3 separate regions of the Homo sapiens genome follow, and regions 2 and 3 are each linked to region 1. The links are chromatin loops, found by intact Hi-C in ENCODE. Cell type or tissue: OCI-LY7. All regions are shown on one strand. Links, peaks and the distances in the headings refer to the core of each region. The heading gives the core; the rest is flanking DNA. Region 1 overlaps TRIM67 (tripartite motif containing 67). Region 2 overlaps CAPN9 (calpain 9). Region 3 overlaps TTC13 (tetratricopeptide repeat domain 13).

Region 1 (7,936 bases), core at 1,317-6,316:
GCATGATGAGAATCTGCAATCTCGGGACTCTGAGGAGGCAAGGTCCCCACGGAGGGCCAACACCCGGGGCGTGGGATTACAGCGCAGCTCCTGACTGCCGCTCTCAGGAGGCCAGTCTCAAAGTCTACCTTCCTCTCCCTCCAAAAAAAGACAAGCTTTGAAAACAGATGGCAGGAAACATAGACATGAAGCCCGAATGCTGACTCCCTTGAGAAAGGTCCTTCTTGGGGAGTGTTCGTAATGTCTGGGTGGAATAAGGGTGACACACGTACCTTCCTTTGCCACTGACAGTGGCAGCTGTGAGCATGGCCCGTGGACCCATTCCCTGCGTCCCCAAGAAAATGTGTTTCTATGACACTCCACGCTGCCAGGTTGCACCCATGATTTGCATATCCTGCTTTTGTGGGTTATTTGAGCTTAGTGAGAATGGTGGGCGTTTTGCCTGTGAATGTCACTGTCACAGGCACAGTGCCGAGCTGGAGCGGGGCTAATTGCCTGACAGCTTTGGCCGCCCCAGGTTAGTCGGCACTTCCAATCCTGTGTGCAGGGTGACCTGGAAAAGAAGACAGGGCAAGTGAGGGTGGGAGAGGCTGCCGCAGGGACCCTGAGGGCTCTGACAGCACCGCAGACACCGGCAGGATCCCCTGCTGGCTCCAGGGCCATCCATGCAATAGCTCAGGGCTGCTGTGGACTGTTGAATATTACGTCCCCCAGTATTCCTAATTAAAGGCTATGTTGGTTTGCACCTCTTTCCTCATAATAAGAATCACCCAGCTGACTGGTTCCTCATTTTGCCAGAGCTGCCACAGCTGGGCAAAGTAGACGCCATCACAGGAGCACGGCTCTCACGCACTGGCTCCCGTGGTTACATATTTGTGTCTACTTTCTAGCCATGACCTTCTTTCCTTTCCTATTAAACCCATTCTATTAACTGTGAGGAATTATAGCCAACCTCTTATTTTTTGGATTAAAAAAAGCTTATCTGTTCATTGGTAGAGATGGTGTCTTGTTCATTCCCCAGGCTGGTCTCAAACTTCTGGGCTCAAGCGATTCTCCTGCCATGGCCTCCCAAAGTACTGGAGTTACAGGCGTGAGCCACCATGTCAGGCCAAGCCTAAGCCTATCTTTTTTTTTTTTTTTTTTTTTTTTGAGATGAAGTCTCGCTCTATCACCCAGGCTGGAGTGCAGTGGTGCGATCTCGGCTCACTGGAAGCTCCGCCTCCCGGGTTCATGCCATTCTCCTACCTCAGCCTCCTGAGTAGCTGGGACTACAGGCACCCGCTACCATGCCCAGCTATTTTTTTTTTGTATTTTTAGTAGAGACAGGGTTTCACCGTGTTAGCCAGGATGGTCTCGATCTCCTGACCTCGTGATCCGCCTGCCTTGGCCTCCCAAAGTGCTGGGATTACAGGCGTAAGCCACCGCGCCCGGCCATAAGCCTATCTTTTAGGTTGCCACAAATCCCTTTTGCAAATGAGTAGAGGATCGAATCGATCAATCAGTGATTGATGTAGACTCCTCAATATTCAGGGCCACAAAACAGGACCTTGCTCCCCACACTCCAACTCCCCATCCCAAGGGGAGGAGGACTCTACTAAGACGAAGGATGGCACCTCCGTGTTTCTCCCTTCCTCACACCCTCCTGGGCTCTCATTCTTGTCTCTCTCTGTTTCAGGCCTCCTGAGCTACCAGCACTCCCCAGGGACTGAGCTCAGTCCTGAGGTCTGCGTCTCCAGAAGCTGCCACCTTAGGGCCCCTGGGTGTCCCAAGTGAACAGGTTAGAACGGAACGCCTCCAGGAAATGTCCAAGGCAGGCCAGTTGATAAGCTCTGTCTGGGAAGGCTCTGTGGTCAGCTTCTTTATGGCCCACTCTGCCCAAGGGCACTGCAGAGACCTGTGGCAAACAGTTGGGAGCAGCCAGACCAGGTCCGGCCCTGGGGAGGTGTGTACCTGCACGTTGCGGTTGAGGCTGAGGGCTGGCATGAAGACCCCGTCCACGTGGCTGAAGGCTGTGGGGCCCTGCTGCTGCCCGTTGATGAAGAAGGTGAGAGTGTGCTTATTCAGGTCCAGCAGCACGCCCACGGTGGCCCCCTTGCACACGCCACCTTCCGTCCTGGGAAGAGAGTCCCCAGGAAGACCATCACCACACCCAGCCTGGGATGTAGGTGATAACTCAGGAGAATTATTTACTTATTTAGAGACACGGTCTCACTCTGTCACCCAGGCTGGAGTGCAGTGACGCCATCTCGGTGCACAACAGCCTCGCCCTCCCAGGCTCAGGAGATCCTCCCACCTCAGCCTCCCGAGTAGCTGGGACTACAGGCGCATGACATGAGACCCAGCTAATTTTGTTTGTGTTTTTTGTAGAGATAGGAGTCTCACTATGTTACCCAGGCTGGTCTTGAACTCCTAGGCTCAAGCGATCTTCCCATTTTGGACTTCCAAAGTGCTGGGATTAAAGGCATGAGCCACTGTACCCGGCCAAGAAAATTATATATAGGATGCTGGGAACAACCTCACTTAAACATAGTCCCCAAGGTGGTGGTGAGGTGCTCTCCTGGGCACATGAGCCTTCTCTCACAGTGGACACACCTTGTTAACAGGCCATGATGAAGACTCCCCTAGAGGAACACCTCCAGGCTGTTCAACCCCCTCTTTCTGACAGCATCTGGGATCTGCGCACTAGAAAATTCGGGTTTTGATGAGAAGGTCCCATTTGAAACTGTGGAGCATGGAGAATGGGTAAGAAAGGCACCTTTTCCTGCCAAAGAAAATAACTGACTTGGCGCCCTTTTCTGTTTTAGGCAAGTGAGGATGCTGAGGTCGATGAAGATGTGGACATCCAGGCCTTCAGGAAATTTTGAAAGGCCCCTACTCAACATTGGCTCATCTTCCCAGAAACATCCTAGGGTCCCTCAAAAAGCAGCGTATGGCAGGCAGAAGGGTGCTGAAGTTGAAATCAAGTCCTCTGTCGCAGTCATTATCCCTCAGGTGACCAATAGCGGAACGTTGAGAATGTCCATTGTGCTCTTGATCAGTGTTGGCAACGTCGTACTTTGTAGGTGGTAAGAATTCACATCCACTCGGTGGAAGTGAATCTATAATAAAAGTAAGGAACATGCTCCCAAGGGGGGGCTTGGCTGACCACATCTTCTCCCATGGGCCGAATCCTGCAGACTCTCCTTCCCTTCCTTGAGGTGGTTTTTTGTTTTAGAGTGGCTGTTTCTCCCTGTGGCCCAGGCAGTGGTGCAATCATGGCTCACCGTTGCCTGGAACCCCTGGGCTCAACGGATCCTCCCACCTCAGCCTCCCGAATAGCTGGGACTGAAACGCCTAACCTTTTTACTCTAACTTGTTACTTTGAATTTTGTCCTGCTTGTCTCTTTAATCACCTAGCCTTGCTTCTCATGTAAATAAGACTCTCTCTAGCTGGGAAGGCTGGACAAACTCCAATTGACCTTTTAATTTACAAGACACTAAAGGCTCCTCACCTAACCCCCTTCCGTAAGGAGTTGGCCTGGGTAAACAGATCCTCAGCATTTCAAAAGAGCCCAATTAACTGATAAGGTACTAACACCAACAATGTATGAAGTTCTTAGGATTTTTCTCTAAGAGATAACAACATAAAACCTTGAGTTCGTGTCCGGCATAGACCTTATATCTAATTATAATGAAAGATTTAGAACCTTGCACCTGGTACCGTTGCTCTTCTTGTAACTATTTGTCTTTCAAGTTGTTTATCTCTCTGTAACTATTTTGCTTCTTTTGATTCTTGCATGTTTTTACTTCTGTAGAATTATTACATTTGAGTCCCCCTCCCCTTCCTAAACCTAAGTATAAAAGTTAATCGAGCTCGTTACTCGTGGCCGAGAGAATTTTGAGCATTAGCTGTCTCTTTGGCCACCGGCTTAATAAAGGACTCTTAATTCGTCTCAAAGTGTAGCGTTTCCTTAACTCGCCTAGGTACAACAGGACTACAGGCACACACCATGCCCGGCTAATTTTTAAATTATTTTATAGAGACGAGGGCCTCACTATGTTGCCCATGCTGGTCTTGGACTCCTGGGCTCAAGGGATCCTCCTGCCTCAGCCTCCTGAGTAGCTGAGACCACAGGCTTGAGCCACCGCGCCCGCTCAGGGCTGAGGTCTTAGCCTTAACCTTAGCAGCGCCACTCTGCTAAGAAAACCATGTTTGTCCTTCCAGATTGATAATGAGTTGATCTGCTGGACGCTGCTGGTAGGGCAGAGGGAAGGTGAGCAGCGAGGATTCACGACAGGAAGTCCCGAGGAGGACTTGGTGGGCGGCCCAGACAGGTGTTTCCGGAGAAGGCAGGGTTTCCCCCGAGGGTGCCCGGGGCGGGATCCGGCAGGTGGGAGAAGGAAACTAAAACCGCACTGTTGATGCTATTTGGACACCGACCACCGGGTGGCGGTAGTGACCCATGGGAGGTGCAGGAATGAGTCCAACCTAAGCAAAGCCTCAGGCCCCCAGTCAGCTCTGGGGTCCAACTTCCCGGCTGCCTCGGCTTCCTCCCAGATAGCGCTTACCCTACCCGATCCACATCCGAGGGTGGGAGGACATGCAGACAGGGGCAGGTTCTCTCTACCTTCTCATGGCCTCACTTCCCTTCTGCTTTTCTTACTGAGGTGGCACCAAGGGGCTGTCAAAGACAGCAAAGGCCCAAGAAGTGCTCCGCAGCCCTTGGGAGGGGTGTGGTGGCCAATGGCCAGGAGAGCTGGGGAGTCTGCACCACACAAACCAAGGCTGGGGTCCTGGGCTCAACCCTGACAGTATCAACTAGCCGCGTGACCCGAGCCGTTGTCTGACCTTCCTAAGCCCAGGCTTTTTAATATATATATTAAACAAACAAACAAAATATATATATATATATATATTTTTTTTTTTTGGTAGAGAGGAGGGTCTCACTATATTGCCCAGGCTGGTCTTGAACTCCTGGGCACAAGCGATCCTCCTGCCTCGGCCTCCCAAGTAGCTGAAACTACAGGTACACAGCACCATGCCTGGCTAATTTTTAAAATTACTATTATTTACAGAGACAGGGTCTCACTAAGTTGCCCAGGCTGGTCTCAAACACCTGGGCTCAAGCAATCCTTCTGCCTCGGCCTCCTTAAGTGCTGGGATTGCAGGTGCAAGCCACCATTCCAGCCTAAGCCCCAGTTTTATAATCTGTAAAATGGCAACAATAATAGTACCTTTGCAAGGATTAAATGAGCTCAGATACATCGAGTGCTTCCTACAGCATTGAGCACAAGTAAGGGTTTGATAAATGCTTCTTGTTATCACTCCTGCCAGCAAACAGGGTATCTGGGTGCCAGTTTGGTTTAAGCAAGCAGAGACGGAGCTGATGGGCCTGGACTTGGCCCCTCTGTGGGTGGGAGGGAGAGTGGCCAGCCTGCAGTGTCCGGGCAGAGGCACAGAGCTGCCCGCCTCTTCCCCAGGACTCAGGAGAGAAGGGGCCCTGCCTACAAGCAAAGAGGCAAGCAGATGGGGTCCTGAGGGCCCTCAGGCAAGTCCCTGGCCCAGATTAGACGTGGCTTCCCTGAGAAAGAAGAAGCTGGTCCTTCCTCTGCGGGAAGGTGCCCCAGGGGCTGTTATAGGAGCTGCAGGTGGGCCCAGAGCACTGAGAGCCTCCGGGTCAATTTTGCCTGGGGCTGGGGCCCAGCGAAGTCAAGGTCAGCTCTTGAAGTTCCTCACCCCTTCCTGCTGGGGAGATGGCCCTTAGCAGACCAGGAGCAAGGCTCCATAGCAAGGAGGTGGCTTCAGGTGGCTGCAACTTGCAACTCTCCATTTCTGGCCTTGGGGATTCTTCACCCCCACGTCCATCCCCACATGCTGGCCAGGTGTGAGCACAAAATCCCTGGGAGAGGAGAAAGAGTACAGAGCTATGGTGCAGGGGTGTTGGGGGGGCACTGCCTTCTTTGTGTCTGAGGAGAGAGACCAAGGCACCCTAGAGAAGCCCAGGCCTCAGGGGCAGCCCTGGAGGACCCATCCCCATCTGCCCTCCTAACAGAGGTCCCAGTAGTTTCACAGGCCAGGACCTGAGTCTCCTGTGTCCATGCTGGTGACCCTACTCCCAGGGCCAGTCTCAGGGCAAAGCCACAGCTGTGGGCACCCTTGGCAGGCTCGTTAGTAGTGAGCACCCCAGCCATGCCCTCTGCTACTGCCCTGTCAAGGGCCCGGCCCTGCCGAGGCTCAAGCCCACATGAGACCAGGGCAGTGGCCAGGATCACTGCAGGCAAGTTAGTGGCAATGACCTGGTCACAGCTGTGAGGACACCAGCCCCAGTGGTGCCCATTAACACCCTGCAGCAACCCAAGCTTGGGTTGACAGTTGAAAAGGAAAGTGAAGCCGTACCAGAAAGAAAACTACGAGCTCCATATCCCAGCAGAGGACCACCGTGTGGCCCGCTGGGTAACTTGGGAGACCCATCTGTGCGGGTGCTGTGAGAGTCACCATAACATACCCTCATCTGGGCTGCAGGCCAGTTCTATATGGGCAGAGTGAAGGCCTCCTAGAAAATGGAGACCAAAGTGGCTGAAAATACCTCCTCTCAATTCCTCCTGGCTTTGGGGACAGCAGAAGGGACACTGGTCTTCAGGACCCTCATTCCCAAACAACCTGTGTCCACGGGAGGCAGGATGGGGCCCAATCGCACCTGTTGGTGTGGGAGTTGCAGTGCATGAACCAGCTGCGGTTGTTGTCCACATACATGGCCCAGGCCTTGTCATCCTTGCCCAGCATCATGTCCTTGACCACGCTGGCCCTGGCCACCCCGAAGGCGGGGTCTGGGTGGTTGTCGTACCGGTCCACGTGCAGCTCCCAGTAGTGCACGCCCTTGGAGAACGCAGCTGTGCCCAGCACCACCCGGTCGTCATAGCTGCTGCAGGTGGCTGTCTGGTTGTCATTGGATAAAATGATGTCCCGATGCCCAGAGTTGGGGTCAAATGTGAACCAGGCCACTAAAAAGGGAGGAGGTGAGAGGAGCAGGGTCAGGGGATGGAATTTGCTAGTAGTTTCTAACCGGCTCAGAGACACAAACACATTCGCTTCTGTTAGAAAGTCGGCACCCAGAAGTGAAGGGTCTTTCCTGTATGATTACCACACACGTGCACACACACACAAACGTACACACATGCACACACTCCCTGCTCTGTGTTCATCCAAGTTGCCAGCCCTACGAGCCTGGCCTTGCCAAGGATTTTCAGGCCTCAAAACCTCAAATCTAGATGCATTTTCTGGTCTTGGTTTCTAAAACCCTTCCAAATGCTCACAGTTAGAAATACAGGAGGAAATAGCCTGGGAGCAGTGGTCCACGCCTGTAATCCCAGCACTTTGGGAAGCCGAGGTGGGTGGATCACCTCAGGTCAGCGGTTTGAGACCAGCCTGGCCAGCATGGTTAAACTCCGTCTCTACTAAAAATACAAAAATTCGTGGCCGGGCATGGTGGTTCACACCTGTAATCCCAGCACTTTGGGAGGCCGAGGCGGGAGGATCACGAGGTCAGGAGATCAAGACCATCCTGGCTAACACAGTGAAACCCTGTCTCTACTAAAAATACAAAAAAATTAGCCGGGCGTGGTGGCAGGTGCCTGTAGTCCCAGCCACTCGGGAGGCTGAGGCAGGAGAAAGGTGTGAACCTGGGAGACAGAGCTTGCAGTGAGCCATGATCACGCCACTACACTCCAGCTTGGGCGACAGATCAAGACTCTGTCTCAAAAAAAAAAAAAAAATTCGCTGGACATGGTGGTGGGCGCCTATAGTCCCAGCTGCTTGGGAGGCTGAGGCAGGACAATCACTTGAACAGGTTGGCAGAGGTTGCAGTGAGCCAAGATTGTGCCATTGCACTCCAGCCTGGGCAACAGAGTGGGACTTCATCTCAAAAAAAAAAAAAAAAAAGTACAGGAGGAAATCGAT
Region 2 (7,936 bases), core at 1,526-6,525, 410 kb after region 1:
ATCTGGACTCCTTGAGAAGAAATAATATCATTCAGCTTTTCTGACCCAAAGTCTTCAGACACAAAGAATGTCTGGACTGGATAGTGACTGTTTTAGTTACCACCTCTCGTAGGAGGAGGTAGAGATTGTCACCTTGATCCACTCTTATCGGAGATCCACTCTTGTCCAATTATCGGAACTACCTGATGTCTTCCCTGATAAGGAAGCACACTTATGATGCAGAAATGCTAAATTATGACCTCACTCCTTTTCCTCCTCATCTTATTCCACATACACATTTATAAAAACATGTTTTATAAAGGATGTCTGATCACAATGACTGGAGCTACATGGAAGTCAGGATTCTGTGCGTTAGAACTCTGAGTAATTCTTAATGGAAGGAAATAAGGAAAGTAGAGTGTGGGAAAGCTAGTGATGCCTGAACCTGGATGTAAGGCACAGGTGGCGCCATCAGCCCCCTTAAGGCAGTGACTTTACAAAGGAGTAGCACAAAATCAGAGAGTGTAGCTGAGTTCATTTCATTCTTCCCAGATCAAGATGAAGGGAGAAGGCCGGACGATGAGAGGGGAGTGAACCCTGGGCGTAATGGTTCCACACCAAGAGAAGTTCTGAAGGTCAAGGTCCAGAAGCCAAGATTCAGCTGGGCAGGCTGCATCTCTACAAGGCAGCCTCAGATGTTCATTGTCAAATGGATGAACTGGGAAGAGAGAGAGAGAGATGAGGGGTCGTTGTCCTTCCATGTCCCTTCCAGCCTCAGCCTCAGGAGTGGCCCCAGTTTGCTGATATCACAGGAGATCTGCTATTTGATCATTTTGCCTGCCAACTTGGATGTCTGTCTCAGCAGGAAACCATTTAAAGAAAATAAATGAATTCTCAGCACTTGACATTTTCTGGAGGACCTGAGTCCTTTCCAAGTGAGCTCATATCAAGCACAGTTGGTAAGACAGAGACGGGAAAATGTGCTTTCTCCCTGTTAAGAGGACAGCCTCGCTGAAGCATCTTGGGCAGGGCAGTATTAAGTGACTTTTCCTTGTTGATGAGGGGTCCTCTCACCTTTGGGAGAGAGGTGGCCCTCCACCCTGGAGGGGCTGCAGGAAGTGGAAGCAGGTTCCATAGCTGGGGGGTGTTACAAGTGAGCTGAAGGAGAAGTAGCATGGAATTCCTCCTCATTTTCTCTCCCGAGTCCACCCTGCCTCCTCCTTCCCAACAGCTTGTTTATTACAGCATGGTGACTTGGGGCAACGTGATTATATGAGATGGTTTTTTTCTCCCTTCTCTGTCCTCCTTCCTGGGCACAGTGTATATAGTATGAGAGCTACTGTAATGAAAGGTGCACAGGCCTTTTTAGGAAAGTGATTGCAGGTGAGGCCAACTCAGCCAGGAAAATCTCCTGTTGCTTCCTAGGATGGGTCAGGGGAAAAGGAGAGGGACTTTAAAACATGGATACTTCAGACCTGGCTGCACACTGGACTCACCAAGGGGATTAAAGAAAAACAATGCTTGGGCCTCACCTCCAGAGATTCAGATTTAATTGATCTAGGGAGTGGCTGGGGTATCAGGATTTTTAAATCTCCCCAGGTGATGCTAACATGCAGCCAGATGTAAAGATGGTAGGTTTAGAGGGAGAGAATGCAATGGTTTTCACTGTTGTACTGCAGGGTGATGATATGGGGCAGGGCAGGAGCCTATTCCAGCCCCTACACCTGTGGACACTTGCGTTAGAGGTGTCCACACTTCTACCTTGAAGCTGCAGCACTGGAATACTTCCTCCACACTGCTGGTGCTCTGGAGCCTTTGACTAGCCAGGGGGCCGCTGAGTAACAAACCTTCCCACTGTCTCCTTCCACCATGGACCAGGGGCAGCCATCACACTTCCTCATGTTTTTTAGTGACATTACTTATCATTTACCTTAAAGTAAATGATAAATAAAGGTGGACCTAGGGGTCTCTCTTGTTTTTCCTTTCTTTCTTTCTTTCTTTCTTTCTTTCTTTCTTTCTTTCTTTCTTTCTTTCTTTCTTTCTTTCTTTCTTTCTTCTTTCTTTCTTATTTTTCTTTCTTTTCTTTCTTTTCCTTCTTTCCTTCTTTCTTTTGATGGAGTCTCACTCTGTCGCCCAGGCTGGAGTGCAGTGGCACAATCTTGGCTCACTGTAAGCTCCACCTCCCGGGTTCATGCCATTCTCCTGCCTCAGCCTCCCGAGTAGCTGGGACTACAGGCGCCCGCCACCATGCCAGGCTAATTTTTTGTATTTTTAGTAGAGATGGGGTTTCACCGTGTTAGCCAGGATGGTCTCGATCTCCTGACCTCGTGATTCACCCGCCTCAGCCTCCCAGAGTGCTGGGATTACAAATTCCTTTCTTTTTTAAGAGACAGGGTCTTGCTATCACTCTCTTCCAGGCTGGAGTGCAGTGGCGAGATCATAGCTCACTGCATGCTCAAACCCCTGGCCTCAAGCAATCCTCCCGCCTAGGCCTCCCAAATAGCTGGGACTGCAGGTGCACACCACCATGCCCAGCTTCCTCTTATTTTCATAAAAGAATAATTTGTGTGTGCACATCTTTCTTTGGAATCTTGGATTGATCAAAGGAGGTATAGTTATTACATGTGTCCTACATGCTGAAGTTGAAAGACAAAACTAGAGAAGAAAAATGCCTAGTTTCTGTGGGAGTGATTATAACAAAATAGCTAATATTTTTGAGATACTATTTATGAAGTAATCAATTAAGCCATTACAATAATTCTGTGAGCTAAGTACCAATAGTATCCCCATTTGGCTCACCGTAATAATACGTAATTGGCTCAATGAAATAATAATGCGTCCAGGGATCTGAGATACACACTTGAGAAAATTAGTGGTGAGTCAACATAATTGCCAAATTATATGATATTATTATAAAGCAAAGCTTTGGGTGTAATATTAAGGCCTATGTCTCTTTCTGTAAATGGTTAAACTGAGGCACCGAGCAGCCTGCTTAATCGAAATCAGAGCACAAAAGAGGGGAGGAGGTACAATCCTCTAAAACACATACTGTCATCAACCTCTTCATCTTGAAATATTCAATTAAATGTTATCCAAACCCAAAGTTACTAATGAATTTGGAAATGAGCTGGCTGTGACTGTGAGTATGGAAATTGGTGGAGAGGAGAAACTCCAGAGACTGGGGAGGAGCCACAGGCTGCCTGGCTTCAGAGTTGTTAGGTAGAAGAGAAAGCAGACCTGGAAAGAAAGATACAGGGAGGGAAAGAAGGAAAAGGGAGATAAAAATTACAGAACCATTGAAGGAAACTGCTCCACAGTTTCCCCTCTGCCTTTGGGCAGGAGAATGTCTCAAGAGCGTTCCCAAGCTTCATGTGCACAGGAATCAGTGGGGTCCTGTGAAAGACGACTTCCATTCAGCAGGTCTGGGGCAGGGCCTGGCACTCTGCATTTCCAACGCTCTCTCCTAAGTGATGCCTATGCTGCTGCTGGCCCATGGACCTCCCTGTGAGCAGATGGGTCCACTGGGATCCTCTGGGGAGAGGGTGATTGAAACCCCCTGGAATCCTTCTCCCATACCTCTGACACTCAGACCCATGGTCTCCCACCCCCGTCATTGCTACAATGGCCCCGGTAACTGGCCAGTTTTGTACTTATTGGAGTCTGGGGGAGTGTCATGGGAACCACGGGACAACATGAGCAAGGGAGAGTGAGCAAACTGGCAGCTGGAAGGCAGGCAGGCTAAGTTACCCAAATGACAGAAGGAAGAGAAGGACAAGAAGGCAGAGTCTGCTCACTCACTCAAGTCAAGGTGATTAATCTCTCTATGCCTCAGTTTCCACCCTGCAAAATGGGGATACTATTGGTACTTAGCTCACAGAATTATTGTAATGGCTTAATTGATTACTTGATAAATAGTATCTCAAAAATATTAGCTATTTTGTTATAATCACTCCCACAGCTAGATGTCAGCCCTTGCATGAAATCAAGCATTCGGCAAACATCTATGCAGCGTGGACTCTGCTGGGCCCCAGCTGGGTCCCTGAGCAGAGGGTCTGGATTGGCCATACCTCATTTATATTGAGATGAATGAACTCCTTGTTCTTTGTACTGAGAGCCTGGAACACCCCTGATAGGAGAGAAGGGGGAAAGGCATCCTTTTAAAGACAATTCCTTTACCAAGTTTGTTTCCCAGCGACCAAAGGGCCTTCCAGTGGAGCCTGTGGGGAAGCTGCTCCATCTGGTGGTAAACAAGGACTTTCATCAAGGGCGGCGATGGGACTCTCATCAAGGGCGGGCTGAAGGTGAACTTCTCTGAACGGATGGAGGCATCCAGTCCTGTAGCAAGCCAGTGGTCACCTAAGCCAGTCAGCCGGCCAGCAGCTCCTGGAGCCAAAGCAACGCCCCTATCTTAACCTTCTGGGGGGTACAGGGCCCTTGAAATCCATAGGCCCCAGAAAAAAAGCACACGCACGTAAAGTTTTGCATGAATCTGAAAGTTGTTAGTCTCGCCCTTGTAGGAAGGTGCCGTGGGTGCTGTCAGAGGACAGAGTGGCACAGGAGAGCGTGCCAGCACTGAGCTGGGGGCTGGGTCTACCGCATGGTGTAGTGACCTGAGTGCACCTGAGCAAGTCACTGCCCTCTTGGGGCCTCAGCCTCCTCACCTTCAGAAGACGAGGTCGAGCCAATCAGCCCTGGCTTCACTTGAGAATCTCTCGGGTAGCTTTAATAATACAACCCAAAGCGGGGTGGGGGACCATCACTGGACACAAGAAATGGAAGAGACCCAACAACCAAACATGGTGACTGGGTCTTGTGTGGATCCTGAGTCAACCAAGCAACTGTAAAAAGGTGGCCTGGAAGACTTGGGCATGAACCGGGCACTAGAGAATGTTGAGGGTTTGCTGAGAATTTCGTTAGGTGTGCAAATGGTATGAAGATGATGCTAAAAACAAGTCTATCAGCTGGAGATACTCAGATGAATGGACAGAGTTTCTGAGATCTGCTATTAAATTATTTAGGGGGAAAATGTATGTGTTGCGGGAGCACAAGGGAAAAGTTAGCAAGATGGTAATTGTTGAGGTTGGGTGTAAAGGTCTGGAAACACCTGGCGAATTTGCGTAACTCCCAATGCTGTGTGCCACCCCTGAGATTCTAACAGAATTGGTCAACTGTGCAGCCTGGTCATCAGCATTTCTTTAGGCACCCCTGGAGATTGTAATGTACAGCGAAGTTTGAGAAGTGCTGATGTGGAGTGCATGGGAACCTATTATGATTCTTTATATCTAACTGGAGGGTTGACATTCTTACAATAAAAAGTTAAAATAATACTGCAGCAAAGCTCCATCCTTGGTAATTCTAAAAGTTCTCCAGGCAAATCTAATGTGAGGATGCCAGAGTGGATGGTGTTAAGCCTAAAGGGTCTTCACCCTAATATTCCTCTACTATAAGAAAAGCTGAGGCACTCCCACCCCCCGTTCTGGGAAGGATTACACCTGGGTGGTTTAGAAAGGGAAAGAGCAATGGAGAGAAGAGAAACTAGCAAATCTCATTATTTCTAGGGTCAGCTCTGACCACCCTGTAAGTCTAATAACGGATTCTGTTTCAGGAGGGGTCTTTCTAGAATGCACCTCTCACTAGCTACCAGTAACCCCTTAGGGAAAGCCGGCTTCCTGGCTTGATATACTAGACCCTTTGGGGCCTGCTGGTCTGTCTCTGATTTTCTCTCATCATTCCTTAATCAACACATACTCATTGATTGTCCAGAAATTACGGCTCTCCTGGAGCTTAGAGTCTAGAGGGGCTGTGCTTCAGGCAAGTAATTAGTGTTCTATTACCAAAGAAGCAGAGGGAGCTATCATGCTGATAACCAAGGGTCACAGCCCTCACCTTTTTATTTTAATTTAATTTAATTTTATTATTTATTTATTTATTTATTTATTTATTTATTTATTTATTTATATTTTTGAGATGGAGTCTCCCACTGTTGCCCAGGCTGGAGTGCAGTGGCAAACCTCAGCTCACTGCAACCTCCACCTCCCAGGTTCAAGGGGTTCTCCTGCCTCAGCCTCCCGAGTAGCTGGGATTACAGGTGCATACCACCACATTTGACTAATTTTTTGTATTTTTAGTAGAGACAAAGTTTCGCTATGAGCTGGTCTCGAGCTCCTGACCTCACGATCCAACTGCCTCAACCTCCCAAAGTGCTGGGATTACAGGCGTGAGCCACTGTGCCCAGCCCCCTGCCTTTTTTTTTTTTTTAATCAAGTATTCATACCTCGAAGTGGCCTATGGAACATAGATTAGAAAATACCAAGCAGGACAAAATGGAAATGCGGGGCCCCCTGCTCCTAAGTTGTGAAGACTTTCAAGATGGAAACGCCAGAACATTAAACCAAGCACGAGGCACCCTTGAGGGCACGGGTCCTTTGGCACCTGCACACAGGGCATGTCCTCATAGCCACTCCAGTACTGAGTTACAGGCCCTGGACATGCTTCACTCAGCCTCACCTTCAAAACCACCTTTGAGGGGCAGGATGGCTATGACAATAAACTGCAAACACTGAAGCGCACGGGCACATAATCCCTCTCTATTTGTGGTGTAACAAATCTTATTTGAGATAACTGGGTCAATGTCTAGGGCTTACAGGGCGGGGAAGGGGGGAGGAAGGGGGACTGAGACTCTCCTGTTTCTATATGCTATGATGGGATTTGACCTGCAATTGAACCTTTCCTCAAACACAAGGCACAAACCTGCCCCAGCCCATCATCCTCCCACAGAGGCACTGTGAATGTATAAAGAAAGGCGATGCTAAGAAACGTGCTGCAGGGGAGGCTGGCACATTCTGCTCCTTAGCTAACCGCACAGGCCCATGGGTCCACACACATCAGACCATGGCTCTCTGTGGTCTATCTTTGCCATTACTTTAACCAGGCTGTTTCTCATGCGCTCATGGAGGGTGACTGAAGATGCCACCCCGAGGTGCACCCTCAGCCTCGCTGGACACTTACGGCTCGCATTCTCCAGCCGGACCAGGCAGTTGAGGAAGTCATCGAAGTCCAGCTGGAGCTCCTCATCCGCATACCTGAGCACAATCAGCTGCAGGAGGTGGCTGCTCAGCTGAAAGCCTGTGGGGACAAAGGAGGAGACCCAGGACTCGCTGTATCCGAGCCCCGAGGTGAGTCTGCACCTTTGAGGGAGCTCCCAGGCAGCTGAGGAGAGGGCTCAGAAGAGGAAGCCACTGTTTCACTCCTCAAAGCTGGGGTCCCCAGACCCAGTGGGACTGCTGCCCTTGGTGTGAATGCAGCGTGAGAGTGTGAATCTGTGGTGCAGGGGCGAGTGTGCGGGGGACTCTCAGGCGTGCTTTCTGTGTTTAATGGCTTCTGAGTTTAGCGAGTTTGTGATCTTAATTTTGATGCTAACATCACCCATAGAGTCTCGCTGACTTTACAGGAAGCTTTGTTTGGGGGAACTTAACACTGGGTGGTGTCTGAGCCCCAAGTTCATTCCTACACCAGCCTCCCCTCGCGTTCTATGTCTCAGGTCACTTCCAGCTGTGGCCCTAGAAAGTTTCTTGGAGGGGATGCTGCTGCCCACGGAGAATGATACTCTGCCAGGGCCCATTCCTACACATCCACGATGGGGGAAGAATGACAGGCTATAGCCAGGAGGCTTGGATCTGAGCCCTGGCACTGCTCCAGCCGTGGCATATGGGTTCAGTTCTCTGGGCTTTGGTTTCCTCATTGTCAAATGAGGAGTTTAGACAAAGTGAACTTCCTTCTGGATTTGATATTTAGATTTTTTTTTTTGAGATGGAGTTTCACTCTTGTTGCCCAGGCTGGAGTGCAGTGGTGCAATCTCGGCTCAGTGCAACTTCTGCCTTCTGATTTCAAGTGATTCTTCTGCTGCAGCCTCCTGAGTAGCTGGGACTACAGGCACCTGCCACCACAACTGGTTAAT
Region 3 (7,936 bases), core at 2,037-7,036, 300 kb after region 1:
TTCTTAATTTTATTATTTTTGCCTTATAGGGGTCAGGTGATCAACATGAGATACCTAGAATATTTTGAGAAAATACTTCATTTTATTAAAGACAGAATTCTTGTTTATCATGGGTAAGCCTTTAATTTTCTCCTTCTTAGTAATGAGTTGATTTCATGTGTTTTATATTTGTTATATTTTTGAAACTTGAGAACTAAGCCTGTTGACGGGCTAAACAAGGTCTATCAAATTTTTACACAGTGTTTAGAATCGTAAAGGCTTTCATAATCACTTTCTTTTTAATACAAAATCCACAGACCTCAACTGAAGTGTTTTTAACTTTATGTGCACTATTGTGACTTTTCTAGTCTCTTTCTTCTATAAAGCAGGATGTTTCTTTGGATTTATCTTTTAGGGATTTCAGCTTTAATACTTACTCTCCTTCACTTGAAAGGCAGGATGGGATAGACAAAACAATGAGCAGAACACTAGGAGAAAAAAAATCTGAATGCTTAAATATCACCAAGTAAATATAAAATCGGTGGAAAAACCTAGCAGAATACTTTCATTTGAGCAGCTTTAGAAAGGAAAAAAACAACACAAAACATCCACATATAATTTTAGAGCTGGAATAGGAAAATCAGAGTTTAAGAACCAAACTCATAACCATACATGTTCACACAAACACTGGCTTTTGATCCATTCTGCTTTTTCCTGTTTTGCCTTCTAGATGTTTCCTTAATTCTCATCTGCTGCTGTTTCCTTAATTTTCATCTGCAGTCCAAAACTCATTAGAATTGAACTATCCCGTTATTTGGAAGGTTTATTTGTGGCCTACCATTTTGAATGTTTAGCTACTCAAAATTGAGGTCAATTTATTTAAATTAAAGATAATTGCATGATTAATTATTACAATTCTGCATTAATCTCAGTTGCCATCTCTCTCTGTCTCTCTTTAAGAGCTAATAATCCTAAAGGATTGCTGGAAGTTCGGGAAGCCCTGGAAAAGGTACACAAAGTAGAAGACCTTCTTCCGATTATGAAGGTAACTTTAGCATCAGAATGGCAGTCCATGTTTTTAGAGGAAAAGAAAACCAACAGCACTTTTTTAAAAAGAACTCAGAATTATTAAATGCTATTTGAAATCACTCGTATGAACACATTCTGAATAATAACCAAAATAAAAGAACCTACAGGCATCAGACTCAAACAGAAAAAACAACTTGTGAGGAAGCAGTTAATATAGAAAAAAGAAAACTTAAAAATACATATAATTGAATTCTGCTTCTGGCCACAGCTGAGTAACTGGTACTCAGCTGCCCTTCTACATGATTGCAGTTATAAAACTGGACAAAAGTTAGTTATTTTCAGGCACTGGCTAATTACAATAATGTGAATCCCACTGTCACCCCAGCTTTCTACTGTGGTATTTATTAGACCACTGCACGGTAATGTGGAGCCCAAGCAGAGTACAGTGGTCTTGCTAAGCTAAGGAGGTAGAGAGTGGAGTTTGGTTCTGCCAAAGTGGCTGGAATTTGCAGAGCAGAGTATAGGAGAGAAGGAGGCCATGTAGGCTGGGGAGTGCTCAGGGGTTAATGTGAGCACTCCTTTTCATCCTTGACTAAGACCTTGGTCATGAACATGCAATAAAAGACCATGAGAGGCTCAGCAGAGAGTGGCTACTGTGGGAACGAAAGCTGAGCAGAGGTATCAGAGGTGTATGTGCTGAGAGACATTGGAGTTTCGGCCTTGCCAATGTGGATGGATCCTGTGAACACCTTGGGCGTTTAGTTAAGACCCCAGAAAGGACACAGTTTAAAAGTAAGACCATACTTTACAGTAAGGCCCACAACCTAGGACTAAGAACAATTTCTAAATAGACTGCCCTAACAAAGAATAAAACTAAGTCTAAAGGATTAAGTGGATCTGCTAGTGATTTGACTACCTGTCAAAACTCATTACCCTTTAAAGAAAGGCAAAATAACCTATACTCTTTAATTACTAGAGAAGTAAATGCCATCGTTTGAATGTGTTCCCCTCAAAATGAATGTGTTGGAAATGGAATCCTCAGTGCACATATGTTGGGAGGTGGAGCCTAACAGGAAGTGTTTAATGGCAGAGCCCTCATGAATGGATTCATGCCGTTATAAAAAGGGCTTTGGGGAGTGGCCTCTCTTGCCCTTCCAGCTTCCGTCATGTGAGGCAGCAGTCAGAAGGCTCACATCAGACGCTGGCACCTTGATCTCAGACTTCCCAGCCTCCAAAATAAATTTCTGTTCTTTTTTTTTTTTTGAGACAGGGTCTTGCTCTCTTGCCTACACTGGGTGATGAGTGAGACCCCATCTCCTAAAAACAAACAAACAAACAAACAAAAAGCTAGATACAAAAGTATGATAGTATGATCCAGGTATACCAGGCAAATGCTAATGAGAAGAAAAGTATGTGTGGCAATATCAATAATGGAAACATTTGAATTCAATGGGAAGGACACTAAAAGGGACAGAAATTATTTGATTAAAGTATAATCCATTAAGAATTATAACTGTGTGAACCTTTCCTCCATCTAGGAGTAAAACTGCCCCAAAACATGCCAACAGCAGTTAGAATTGCTTTTCCAATTAGTGGTTTAAACACTAATGTGCAACTTCAGTAAATGTTTTCCTTGCAGCTATAGTAGATGAGATTGATTCATGTAAAATTTAGGAAATTTGTATGAATAAGCAAAGTGTATCTATTTCTAAGGAATAGCAAGGAAGTAGCATGTCATGAACAGAGCTGAGCATCTGACCCAGGCCCCACATCTGCCTGGGTGGGTGTGGATGAGCCTATTTTACAGTTATTCCAGGTTTTTGGTCTGCTGAAGACCAAATATTGTGGCCAGACCTACCTCGTGGAGTTTATTGTGAGGGTCTGATGCACTAACACAGTGCCCCTCAACCTTCTCAAACCCACTGCGTTGACTCAGTAAACATGTTCAGATGCCCCCTTTACTGACTCCTTTATTGCACTAAGATGAACTTCACAGAGAATATGTCTCACCTCCTAAAAAATGTCCACGCAAAGTCATCTCAGTATCTCAGTCCACACAGTGTCCACACAGTGTATCTCAGTATGCAGAAATTGGGGCAGGCCTTCTCTAGAAGCCGGAAAGCAGTAGCCAGTGCTTCACACCTGCATGTAAAATCATGGTGAATGTGACAGTTATAAGTGTAGCCCCATATCTGTGTGTTATTTGGTGAGCTACATTGTCATTGGCGATGTGGTTTTCTGAAATGGTAAACCAAGCTTAGTAAAGCTCCAAGCTATATATAGTAGACTCCTTACTCAATGTGTATGCTATTTGCATTCCTGGCAAATTCAGTATGTATGAAAACTATATAATAAATAGTTAGCGTTTAAGTGCAAAACAGAGTCTGGTTCCAGGCCCACATATTGATTAAATGATAAACATGTTCTTCATCTACATGAAAATCCAGTGGGACATTAGAAAATCATACATTATGTGTGACAATCCCCTGTACTGTGGGACATATAGTAATCTTGGCTCCCAACTGTCCAATCCCTGTAATAATCAGTCTCCCATAAATTTCCCCAGCGCCCCCCAGGGGGCAGAATGGCTTCACCACAGGCCCTGAGATGTACCATATAGAAAGGAAACTGGTGTGTGAGGGCTCTTCAGCTGCCTTCCTGTGGGTATTCTAGTTAGGCATTTAGATGTCCTGTGGTATTAGGCAGAATACAACGTCAGTTTAGGGAGATTTTAATATTTTATATGTCTTTGTCTAAGAAGAAAAACAGAGTGGGCTACAAGACTGTAGTCACTTAGCATGCAGCCTGAGACGCGGCATCGCCAGCCTCAGTGTGCCTCTCGGTGTGAAATCACCAACTGTTGTCTGAAAGATGTAAGATGTTTGTTCTCTGCGGTGGGATGACATTCCATTTCAGCATTATACATCTAGCCTTTACCCAGGATTACGGATATATTGGTACTTTGCAAGGCACACACAGCAGAATATACAACAAGATATTTGAGTGTTTAAAGTGCTTAGTGGAATGTACCAGGTCAACTTCCACTGAAAGGCACAATGGTACTGTTGATGAAAAACCAAGTTAACGTGTATGTCAGCGCCCCCTAGAGGCGGTTTATTAGCAAGTAACGCGGACTGGAATTCACCAAGACCTTGGGCCCACATTCCCACTCTGCGGCTTCCCTGCTGGCTGGGACTCAGCCAGACTTTGCCTCACCTAGTTCGTTTCTCATCTGTAAGATTGAGACCATACCTAGTGCTATCAGTATGTTGTGAGGATTAGATGAGAATTGGCACATAGTGTGTTAACGCATTTCTTCTCCTGAAAGTCGTTTTTTTTGGCGTGAAAGATGCTTGCCTGCTCAGTGCCTGCTGTGGGCCTTATGACCTGTGCCACTCATCCTCTGGCTTCTGGGCTGCTGGTGACACCTGGTGCATCTTTCTGTTTCTAGACAAGCTCTCCCCTCATGAAGCAGCAGCCTCTTGTACTTTACTGTTGCTTCTCTTAACTTCCAGTCCATCAATTAAAAAAAAAAATTGGCAATATTAAGTTAACTAAATTTGGGGGTCATTTTCTGAAACCTATTTATTGCCATTGCAGGTTTGTCCCAAATGTTTTAAACAGAAAGCTAACGTCTGAAACTGTGTTCATACATTTATCACTCCGAAAGCCATTCTTAACTCCGAGTAATTCTTTTAACTTAACCGACTTATCTGTGGCTCACAGAGTTGGGTGGGTGTGGGTGTGGGTGTGAATGAAGTTCTCCAGTTAGTGGATATAATCCTGGGTACTCTTCAGAAAAATCAGTCTCTGCTTTGAGCACTAGTATGAGCATAAGTTGCATTTTTGAGTTACGGGATGTTAGGTACAACTATTCTGCCATGATTCAAGGTTGCTGCCTACTAAGATGGACATGAGAAAACATTCAAAGGGAGCTCTTAGAAGTGAGCAGTGCCCCTTGTTGACGAAGAGAACCTGTGAGCTTTTGGTGCTGAGGTTCTCTGCTGGCCTCTGGTAGGAGCTGTGGGGAGCGTAACCTGGGCTCTGTTGGGGCCTGAAGACAGGCAGAGATGTCCTTGGCCACCAGGCCACCATCTCTTGTATCAGATGACCTCCTTGGCCCTTTTTAAAAACATGTAAGGTAGAGCCAGCACTACAGAGTTGCAGTTGGGGTTTACAGTGAATGAAACACTAGTAACGTGAATTTTCTTTTTCCCTGAAAGCAGTTTAATACTAAAACGAAGGATGGGTTCACCGTGAACACAAAAGTTCCCAGCCTTAAAGACCAAGGGAAGGAATATGATGGATTCACAATCACGATTACAGGAGACAAGTATGTGCGCTTCTTAATGTGGGTGTAAACTAGAGACGAGGCAGGAAGGGTGCCTGTGCTTATTGTCACTATAGAGTTTTGTGGTGTTGAACTTTTGCTCCATCCTGAAATGAAAAGTATCAAGGTCCAGTGAGCAGTTATAACCAGTTATTTAAAAAAATGTGACATCTAAAGTATTACACCAGCAGATACATTTTCTGACTGTCTAAATCTAAGGACTTTCTAGATACTATGTATGATGTAGTTTGTGGGAGACATTCTTCTGGGTTCTTGAAGTTCCTTGGGGGGGCGAGGGAGGCTTTTACTAATAAAATGAAAAAAGATGAGCAGTTGGCGGATTGAAGTCCATTGTAGATTTAAATATATATGTATAAAAGCCAATCTATATATATATAGAGAGAGAGAGAGAGAGAGAAAACAGCTTTAATAATTAATGAGTAGTATAATCTTATTGTAGAAAATTTAGAATATACAGATAAGCAAAATTAACAAAATAAAAATCAAGTTATTTTCTTTAAAAACTGAGGTTAGACTGTTCTACTATTTACCCTTACCATTACATTATCACAATCATTTCCCCAGTCATATTCTTAAAAGTATTTTTAGTAACTGCATAATATTCCATTGTATAGATGTAGAATTTCTCTGACTGATCTTTTTGTTATTGACCACTTAGGGTATTTCTCATTGTTTTGCTTTATAAATAGCACTGCAGTAAACATTTTTATTAACTCTAGTTTTATTTACATCTGAAATCCAAGCTTTGTCTGTCAGCCTCCATATTCCTTGAATTGTGGGTGGAATTGCCTTGAGCTGTGCACACACACACACACACATACACACACACCCCATATTCAGGTGCATAGCCTTGGGAAGTGCCATGCCCTCCCCCTGGTTTCCACCTGCTCAGCAGTGAGACTATGACTCACATTCTCCAGCCCCTCTGCCTCTTGGGCTCTGGCTTTCTCACATACTTTTCCTCTAAACTACAAGGAGCCACCTCTTCAAGTTCCATGTCAAAACTTAAACAGGCCTTCATGAGTAAACACCAGTTCAGCAACTTCCAGATTTCAGGGCTTTTCTATATCTTTGAAGTCTTGATCTCTACCTCAAGCTTCTTATCAAAGTACGTTCCCAATAAAGATCATTCTCCCCTGATTGCAGGTTGTGCTATTTAACATAAAAAGTGTTCTCCTACCTTTTCACACATCCACGATGTGTATCCTCAGATCAGATTCCTAAGCAGAAATGAAATTACTATATAAGTACAGTTGATCTTTGAATAACTCAGGGGTTAGGTGGATTGACCTTCCCACCCCAGCAGGCAAAAATTTGCATATAACCTTTGACTACCCCAAAACTTAATAGCCTACTGTTGACCAGAAGCCTTACCAAAAACATAAACAGCTGATTAACATATATTTTATATGTTATATATATTATATTTTGTATTCTTACAGTAAAGTAGGCTAGGGAAAAGAAAATGTTATTAAGAAAGTCGGCCGGGCGCAGTGGCTCACGCCTGTAATCCTAGCACTTTGGGAGCCCAAGGCGGGCGGATCACTAGGTCAGGAGTTCGAGACCAGCCTGACCAATATGGTGAAATCCCATCTCTACTAAAAATACAAAAATTAGCCAGGCCTGGTGGCGCGCACCTGTAATTCCAGCTACTCTGGAGGCTGAGGCAGGAGAATCGCTTGAACCCATGACGGGGAGGTTGCAGTGAGCCGAGATCATGCCACTGCACTCCAGCCTGGTGACAGAGTGAACTCCATCTCAAAAAGAGAAAAAAAAAGAAAATAATAAGGAAAATATACTTAACTATGTATTAAGTGGAAGTGGATCCTCATAAAGGTCTTTATCCTTACTATCTTCACGTTGAGTAGGCTGAGGAGGAGGATACGGAGGGGTTGGTCTTGCTGTCTCAGGGGTGGCAGAGGTGGAAGAAAATCCTCGTATAAGTGGATCCATGCAGTTCGAACCCATGTTGTTCAAGGGTCAACTGTACATGAAATTTCTCCCCTTGAAACGTGACATCTTTCCTCAATTTCCTGCTTCACCTCACTTGTTGCCTCCCTTGCTCTGGGCCTCCTGACCCCTCGAGTCGACTCTGCCTGGCATCCCATCTTCTGTCTCCTGCTTCACCAGCACTTCACCAATGTTGCTAGAGCTCCACCTCACTGGACGTTCCCCTAGCTCCACAAATCTCTCCCCTCTCCATACCCAGCCATTGCCTGTGGCTACCCAAACCAGCTTCCCTGCCAGGCATTCACAGCCTCTCACAAAGTGGCCTCAGACATTTCCTGCTTGACCTGGACCATCTCCCTGTTGGAACCTGGCCTGCTAGTCCGACTGGAATGCTTGTTCCCCAGTTCACCCCTGCTTTCCAATGTCTGGGTCTCTCACTCCCATCCCGACCCATGTTCAGGCCACTTCTCCCATGAGACCTTTCCTGCTTTTCTCTATGTTGTCCAAATTAGATTCCTTTTTTGAACCTCTGATGAGCTACATTATGACCTGAGTCATGGTTTCATAATAATTTGTGGCCCTTGGCCAGAAGTGGTGGCTCATACCAGCATATTGGGAGGCCAAGAT

What was found. A loop is a pair of places that touch in the nucleus more often than their neighbours do. Peaks named below come from ENCODE experiments on the same cell type or tissue, not always from the same donor. Only the 100,000 strongest peaks of a DNase experiment are listed, where the experiment ranks them.
Region 2: it touches region 1 in a loop (12-fold over the local background); 92 of 110 quality-filtered maps call a loop at or near these places.
Region 3: a loop joins it to region 1, with 7 times the contacts of the local background. A loop is called at or near these places in 89 of 110 quality-filtered maps.

What each region holds. Positions count from the first base shown.
Region 1 is chr1:231,207,992-231,215,927 of GRCh38, reverse strand. It overlaps TRIM67 (tripartite motif containing 67), which reads right to left. Exons shown (of 10, transcript NM_001004342.5): 8 at 6,678-6,981; 9 at 1,951-2,113; 10 at 1-553. The coding sequence ends at 488. Among named protein-coding and RNA genes, the nearest start is that of TRIM67-AS1, 24 kb to the right of the region's middle. RefSeq lists enhancers at 443-552, 466-967, 4,003-4,062, 4,183-4,592. In OCI-LY7, for the core only: CTCF peaks have their summits at 4,227 and 4,428 (motif pointing right); a DNase peak (open chromatin) is centred at 4,357; H3K4me3 peaks cover 456 bases; H3K27ac peaks cover 347 bases.
Region 2 is chr1:230,794,331-230,802,266 of GRCh38, reverse strand. CAPN9 (calpain 9) reads right to left here. Exons shown (of 20, transcript NM_006615.3): 18 at 6,988-7,104; 19 at 4,047-4,105; 20 at 278-697. The coding sequence ends at 671. It overlaps CAPN9-AS1 (CAPN9 antisense RNA 1), which reads left to right and starts at 7,056. Exons shown (of 2, transcript XR_001738518.2): 1 at 7,056-7,154. LOC124904546 (a long non-coding RNA gene) reads left to right here. Exons shown (of 2, transcript XR_007066937.1): 2 at 532-884. In OCI-LY7, for the core only: CTCF peaks have their summits at 3,961 and 4,160; no DNase peak of the experiment used is centred there.
Region 3 is chr1:230,913,598-230,921,533 of GRCh38, reverse strand. TTC13 (tetratricopeptide repeat domain 13) reads left to right here. Exons shown (of 23, transcript NM_024525.5): 16 at 30-113; 17 at 940-1,024; 18 at 5,232-5,341. Among named protein-coding and RNA genes, the nearest start is that of C1orf198, 49 kb to the right of the region's middle. In OCI-LY7, for the core only: CTCF peaks have their summits at 3,904 and 4,110 (motif pointing left); a DNase peak (open chromatin) is centred at 4,103.